Linked DNA regions of Homo sapiens: regions 2 and 3 are each linked to region 1. A link is a loop called in an ENCODE intact Hi-C map of the cell type or tissue named here. Cell type or tissue: gastrocnemius medialis. All regions are shown on one strand.

The links. A loop is a pair of places that touch in the nucleus more often than their neighbours do. Peaks named below come from ENCODE experiments on the same cell type or tissue, not always from the same donor. Only the 100,000 strongest peaks of a DNase experiment are listed, where the experiment ranks them.
Region 2: a loop joins it to region 1, with 4 times the contacts of the local background. A loop is called at or near these places in 2 of 110 quality-filtered maps.
Region 3: a loop joins it to region 1, with 4 times the contacts of the local background. A loop is called at or near these places in 4 of 110 quality-filtered maps.

The regions. Positions count from the first base shown.
Region 1 is chr2:45,008,200-45,010,699 of GRCh38, forward strand. SIX2 (SIX homeobox 2) reads right to left here and starts at 1,253. Exons shown (of 2, transcript NM_016932.5): 1 at 352-1,253. The coding sequence starts at 911. RefSeq lists enhancers at 1-721, 1,726-2,325. In gastrocnemius medialis, no CTCF peak of the experiment used is centred here; DNase peaks (open chromatin) are centred at 397, 1,492 and 2,092; H3K4me3 peaks cover 2,500 bases; H3K27ac peaks cover 2,500 bases; H3K27me3 peaks cover 233 bases.
Region 2 is chr2:45,476,365-45,478,864 of GRCh38, forward strand. It overlaps SRBD1 (S1 RNA binding domain 1), which reads right to left. Exons shown (of 21, transcript NM_018079.5): 16 at 629-711. Among named protein-coding and RNA genes, the nearest start is that of SRBD1, 130 kb to the right of the region's middle. In gastrocnemius medialis, no CTCF peak of the experiment used is centred here; a DNase peak (open chromatin) is centred at 1,367.
Region 3 is chr2:45,241,331-45,243,830 of GRCh38, forward strand. All of the region lies in intron 1 of LINC01121 (long intergenic non-protein coding RNA 1121), which reads right to left. Among named protein-coding and RNA genes, the nearest start is that of LINC01121, 12 kb to the right of the region's middle. In gastrocnemius medialis, no CTCF peak of the experiment used is centred here; a DNase peak (open chromatin) is centred at 1,301; H3K27ac peaks cover 2,500 bases.

The sequences.
Region 1 (2,500 bases):
ACCCCTCTGTCCTGAGGATGACCAGACCTACTGTGCCTGCCTCACAGGGGATACAGGCCCACAGTTCTGCGCTGCCCCGAAGCTCTCTGCTTCTCCACCCTTTTCCTCTAGCGACCGAGTAGTTAGTTGACAACTTCCTGAATTGCTCTGCCCGCTTTAGACAAATCCCTGCTCGCCGGGTCTCCGGCATAGAAAGGCCTAAGCATCGTCCAAGTCAGGCCGGGCTGCCGCTGGGCTGTGGCCGGGCCTGGGGGCCCAGTTTAGGCCTCTCCGGGGGACCGGCAGAAGCCCTGCGAACCCCTCCCTTGGGCCCCGGGGAGCTGGCGCCGAAGAAGGTCTACTTACTCGTACCTTTCCTTGGCCTCGGCCGCCCGGTCGCGCTGCCGCCGGTTCTTGAACCAGTTGCTGACCTGTGTGGTGGTGAGGCCCGTGGCCTCCGCCAGCTCACGCTTCTCGCGGGGTGAAGGGTAGGGGTTGTGCGCGTACCACTCGCGCAGCACGCTGCGACTCTTTTCCTTGAAGCAGTAGCTGGTCTCCTCGCCGTCCCAGATGGAGCGCGGCAGCGGGAATTTGCGGCGCACGCGGTATTTGCCCACGGCGCCCAGGGGTCGGCCGCGCAGCTTCTCCGCCTCGATGTAGTGTGCCTTGAGCCACAGCTGCTGCAGCTTGGCGTGGTTGTGCGGCGAGAACTGGTGGCTCTCCAGGATCTTGTAGAGCTCGCGGAAGTTGCCGCGGTGGAAGGCCACCACGGCCTTGGCCTTGAGCACGCTTTCATTCTTGTGAAGGTGCTCGCAGGCGGGCAGCGACCACAGGAAGCGGCCCAGCCGCTCGATGTTGCCGCCCTGCTGCAGCACCTCGCACACGCACGCCACTTGCTCCTGCGTGAAGCCGAAGGTGGGCAGCATGGACATGGTGCCGGCTGCGTCCCCGCCCGCCCGCGCGCGCCCTCACCGGGCCGCGCGGTCCCGCATGGGAGCTTCCTCGCCGGGCCGTCCGGGCCGAGACGCGGGCGGGGCTGGCCCCCTGGCCCGGCACTGGCCCCCGGTGAGCCCCGAGTCACTGCCGTACGTCCCCGCGCCGGCCGCGGGTCCCACGAAGCTCCGAACCCCAACGGCCCGCGCGCCTGGCCCAAGCCCTCGCCCAAGCCCGGGGGCCGCCCGGGGCGCCGCTCCGCATGCTCCGCGCCCGCCCGCCGTTCCCTCGCTCGCTTCTCACTCGTTCTCCCTCCCGTCTAGCTGGCTCTCAGCTTTCTTAATAATATTATTCTAAGCGGGCATGAGGCGCGGCGGCCCGCGCCCTGATTGGTCCGGTTATCTGACCCGGGGCCTGCCAGCGCCAGACAATAGTCGGAGTCAAATTATTCGCCATGGAGACGCTGTCAGTCACTGGTAACCCGAGCCTCGGCGGGCCGGGCGGCTCCCCCCGGCCGGCTCCGCTGACAGATCGCCCCGCTCCGCGCAGAACTGAGGGCGGCTCTACTGGAGCCTGGGGCGCTCTGAGAGCCTGGGAGGCGGAGAGGGGCCGGGTTGGGGCCGGCGGCGGCGGAGATTGACGGGGCGGATGCCCAAAGAGGGAGGGAGGAGGAGGACAGGAGAGCGGGGGGAGCGGGCGAAGACGAAAAGGGGTGGATCGAGGTGGGGAGAGAAGAGGAGAGAAGGGAAGGCGGAGACCGTTTAAGGGGGTGTCCAGGAGGAAGGGGAGGGAGAGGGGTGGAAGGAGACTCCAGGGGAAGAAAGTTTGGGCAGCTTTGGCTAGGAGAGGGCTCTGCAGCCTCGCCCAGACCCTACAGGGTTCCCCTTCTCCCCAGGTCACCGCGTCCCTCCCAGGCTCTCTGTTCACCGGGCACATTCTACCCCGGCGCAGGCCAGTGGGATGGGAGAGTTTGGACGTGCTCGGGTGCCGCCCAAAGACTTGGCTTTTTCTGCTGACAGCGCCCCACCCCCATCCTAGAAACTCTGGACTCAGCGGTCCTCGAGGGAAAAGGGGAGGGAGTAGACGAAAGAAATGGGGAAGATTTGGCAGTGGCCGCAGGCGGACGCCGGAGAATCGACTTCCCGGAGGATCCCGCCTTTCCTCCCTCTCCTAGCCCCGCCGGCTGCCTGGCGGCCTGTACCGCCCCAACTCTGCGCTCTCTGCTCCTCGCCGGGCGGGGACTCAGACTTAACCCCACGGGTCCCACAGCCCGAGGAGCGCCAGGCAGTTCCGTGTGGCCTCTATGGAAGCTGACTCCGGCCGGCAGCTGCGACGCAGAACCCCGGACGGCGCAGACCCGCAGTCTGCCCACCGGGGCGGGGGAGAGGGGCGACGGCAGGGACTCTAGGACGGTGGTGGGGCTTCCCCGGTGGGTGGTCGGGGAGGAGAACGGAGGCAAGATTCCCAGTCCTCCCGCTTCGCCGCTGGGGATCGGCTCGGCTCCTGGCCACTCCAGCCTGGGAACCGGCTCGCTGAGCTCCGGGATGAGGTGCTTTAAAAGGGGGTCCTGTTTTTTGCTTCTTTGTCA
Region 2 (2,500 bases), 470 kb after region 1:
AATTATACAGAAGGAAATACTCTATTTCACATTTAATAGCTTTTGACAAGGAGGAAAACAATGTGACCCAAGCCTTCTGGAGACAACTTCCCCACATACCATTTTGCTATCACCATAAATTCACTCTGCCAAGGTTTAGTGCTGTCTTGAATTGCCCAATGAACACATACAACCTCAAGAATTAAAAATACAGTAACAACAAAAACGAGTACTATTATTACCTACCACTTCTCTAATCACACATAAGATCTACTTATCTACTGTGAAGATCAAGTTCAATGCATGATATCACTATTGTAATTATTTTAGATAGCACCACCATTTTTATAATAATGTTAAAAGAAGAGGCTCTCTCTCCAAATTAGTTATTAGTTTCATCTAGTGTTTTCATAGTCTTTCAATCTGACCACAGTCAATTCTAAGTCTTAATCAAAATCATTAACACGAGAACAACAATGACAAAAATAATTCCCTCCTTCCCTGATGACTTAAAACTCCTACTTTCCACAAACTGTATAACCTTGAAAATGGGAATCTACTCCCACAGACACTTAATTACTATCCCAGGTTTGAGTACTGCTCCTTGTATTGATGGATTTCATAAATTAAATGATCCACATAGCTTTACCTGATACATTCCAACTCCAATGTGCTTTGGCTCAATTTTCACTAGCTCAGCTAATGGATCTTGTACACGCCTTGCTATGGAAACTGAAAAAACAGAATCAGAAAACAAGTATGACTTAATGTGAAAAGCAGTACCTAATAATTACTTACATTAGTTTCTCATAATGTAAGTACTTAATCCTGTCCCTCCTCATCATCCCTCTAAAAAAGGCCAACAATTTAAATTTCAAAGTTCTCTTTTTTCCCCACACAAAAAGTAAATGCAAAATTTCATGAATTATGTCATCAGAACTCCTAGGCATTCTTGAACACAAAGTAGTTTGACAGGATTATAGATTTGGAAAAACAAATAAAACGTTTACTCCCTATACTTACATGATTACCTATTCATTCTTCATTCTTTACGTAAAGCATAATAGGATACCTCATGCTTCACAGAGGAAGCAAAACCTTGTTTTAAATAATTCTGCATTATTACAAATATATTTATATGTCAAATATGCTTATTAGAACTCGATCCCCCAAATAATGAACAAGTGACGGAATTACCTCCTTTTTTAAAGTTCCTTTTTTTTAGAGATAGGGTCTCACTCTGTTACCCTGGATAGAGTGCAGTGGTGCCATCTCAGTTCACTGCAGCTTTGAACTCCTGGGCTCAAGCAATCCTCTTGCCTCACCCCTCCAAAGTGTTGGGATTAGAGGCATGAGCTACTGCGCCCAGCAGAATCATATCTTAATGCAACCAGAGATCAAGTTACTTGGCTAATGAATATACTCATGTGGCCTTGAATATGACTGCAAGATTGCCCTGGCAAGTGATCCTCCTTCTGTCCCAACTGCTTGTCTCTTAACACACCATAGTTCTAATTACATCCCTTTCTTGACCATTACAATCCATGCTCAAGAAACTTTAGAGTTAATTTCAAACATTCCTTTAACTGTGTCATGATTTTACTTGTTCGTCATTTATTGTCCTTTTTTTTTTTACCAAATATCAATAAAAATTCACATCTAATTTCGTTTATAAGATAGATTTAGCTAGAAAAAAAAGATAACTATTACAACTCTTATGAATAGTTCTAAAGGCAGCCTCCCTCTCCAGTAGCATATTTACACTGAGTCTTTATATATATATGAACTGCTTCCATTTTCAAAACACATGGAAGCTAATCAGTGTCACCTTCTCATACAGGTTAGATGAAATATAAATTCATTAAGTGAAAATATTAAGACCATCAAAGAAAATCCTATGCCTGTTTCCATGTTAAGCTGTTCAAGGTCTGGAAACAAAAGTCATCTCTTGCAAGTGACTCTCAGATTCTCCAGTCGCTGATTTGTACCACTTCTCTAATCAGACATAAGATCTACTTATCTACTGTGAACATCAAGTTCAACACATGATCATTCAAGTCTTTTTCACATCCTTTATTACTACATCTAATATATAGTGACAATAGCTCCTTGCAAAGCAAGCTTAGAGAACGCTGAGCTGGCGTTACACAATCTATTTTTCTCCCAGAAGAGACGGGGATTCCAAGGCCTTCACATAAACCTTTATTATTTAAAGAAATCAATCACAAAAGGTTAGTTAGTGCAAGCATTGCAGGTGATAGGAGAAATGCTTTCTTCTAATAACCACATTTATAATTACAGATTTAAAGTAGAGATATACTTGAATTTCTCTAAAGCAAATATTATTTCTTTAGCCTAACATTTAAATGTGTAATGCAATAAGAATGATTTTCAACACATATACATTGCCAAAATACTCTGAGTAAAAACAACAACAAAAACCCCCACAACAGTAAACCAAGTCAAGAATTTAAGAATACAGGGATACCTCATTGTATTGCATTTTGCTTTATTGTGCTTC
Region 3 (2,500 bases), 230 kb after region 1:
CTCCCTCCCATTTCTCTGTCAAAACCCATCCCATCTCATTGTCATCTTCCCTGGAAAGAAGGCAGAAATTCAAGAGAGGAGGAGGAGCAGATTCGGGAGTTATAACTTTGTGATTTGAAGCTAAACGGTAGCTCTGCCTCCCTGCTCACCTGACCCAGTCTGATATGAGTAACTACTGCAGGCAGATAGTTAGAACAAGCTTCATCACATCTCTGCACCCAAACCCACCAGGTTGTGAACCTGCAAGAGGGTCCCCTTCCTCTACGCCAGCAGTAAAGAGAGAACCAGAGCATGCATGAGGACAAGAACAATGATAAAGGGTGGTTTACTTTATTTTTTTTACATTCCCTTTGTTATTCTTAAGTCCAGAGGAATCAATCAAAACAACTGCTTGTTAAATTAAACATTTGCTCCATCCAAAATACTTGACTTGTATGAAGTAGGGTAATAGTTCACTTTAAGCCACTATAGCTCTATTTGATATCTTTAGGCTAAAATTTCTCCTTCAGTCTAATTTAAACTTCCTAATTGAAGTTTATGGACTAGCAGTATCTAATTTTTGCCTGTGTTACTAGGTTTGATGTATTTCTTACACGCATTCAGAATTCACATAGCACAGCATTGTAAAGATAATACTAGGTCATTCACAGACTTGTCTTATGTGCTTAGCAACCATGGGAAAAGGTGGTCAGACTTAAGGGTAGGATCTTGTAGGTAATATTTTTCTTTTTGGTACTATAAACAAAAATGTGTTGTATTAAGTAGTATTTAATTCTAAGAGCTTAAAATTTTATTCAATAACAGGTTAAATGATTCATTAGATACCAAAACCCTAACAAATAAAAGCATTTTAAAATTAAGCTTCATAGTAACAGAGTGGAATCATGAGGACAGAGAAATATGTCCTGGCAACTATTTTTTGTGTTGGCAAACAAGTCCAGCTCCGACTAACTCTTCCTTTTCCTTGCCTGAAAGCCTTTTCAAATTCTAGACAAACTACTTCTCTGTCAGAGTTCAGAAAAAGAATGGAAAAACAAAGCTAAGCTGACACCATTTTTTGCCCATGATGTCATTTTCTGTCTTCCAAAGCCTGTGGGTCTGATTTTGATGTCAGGGTGCGTAACTCCACAGTGACAGCCCCAAATGTATTTGGAGGGGGAAATAGCCTTTCAGCTCCGTGGCATTTTCCCCACGAAGACAAATATAGCCCGGGCTGAAATCACTTAGTGTCAATCAAGGTAACCAGATCAGCTCAGCATTAGTAATGAATTTGGTCACGTGCCCCCACAGAGAGCAGAGTGTGAGATAGCTGAGCACTTGTTCCATGTGACACCCACTGGCTTCTATGTCAGGCCACAGCTCTCCCAGCCTAGCTAGGAAGCAACATGGTAATTTAATCTGCCACCCACTCTAATTACCAAACTCAGAGAATTATCAGGGCTGCCAGGAAAGGGTTTTCAGAGCACTGGGTCTAGGCTTGGTGGCTGGTATGCAAGTCATGCCTGGGGTTGTCATTAGGTTTTGTGGGGTCCAAGGTTTATACAACTTGAGGTCTCTTTTTAAGGAAAAGAATACAAAACTACAAATACAAAATTAGGAGCAGGGCCTGGGAAGGGGACAGTGGAAGTGAGAGGCCCAGAAGCTTGTTTCATTAGCATCATGGTAAAGCCACCTCTGGTTGTCATGGAAACCTAAAGATCATTAGCCTTTTGCCTGTGTCCTGGATTCTGAATTGACTCCATGTTGGTCCATCCTCTCTACTCTTCTGTAATCTTTTGTAGTTTCCCATGTTTCCTCACTTGAAGATGAACTGTACAATACTATCATGGATCAGCCCTCTTCAAATAAATATAGGATTATGTGTCTGACAGGCACCAATCACCAGTTGGTATGCTTTGGTTGTTCTCTATGATGTCAACTTTTAAAAGTCAAGGATATAAGGGGCTGGGCACGGTGGCTCACTCCTGTAATCCTAGCACTTCAAGAGGCCGAGGTGGGTGGATCACCTGAGGTCAGGGGTTTGAGACCAGCCTGGCTAACATGGTCTCTACTATGAGTAGAGACGGAAACCCTGCCTCTACTAAAAATACAAAAATTACCTGTGCGTGGTGGCAGGCGCCTGTAATCCCAGCTACTTGGGAGGCTGAGGCAGGAGAATCACTTGAACCCTGGAAGCGAAGGCTGCAGTGAGCCTAGATCGCACCATTGCACTCCAGCCTGGGTGACAAGAGCAAAACTCCGTCTCCAAAAAAAAAAGGTCAAGGATGTAAGGGAACAGGAGAGGCTGTTCAGTGGGTACAAAGTTACACTTGGAATGAATAAGTTCTGGTGTTCTGTTACACAGTAGGGTGACTGCAGCAAATAACAGTGTAGTGGATATTTCAAGATAGCTATAAGAGATTTGGAATGTTATCATTGCAAAGAAATGATAAGTGTTTAATGTGATGGATATGGTAATGACTCTGATTTGATCATTATGCAATCTATACATGCATTGAAA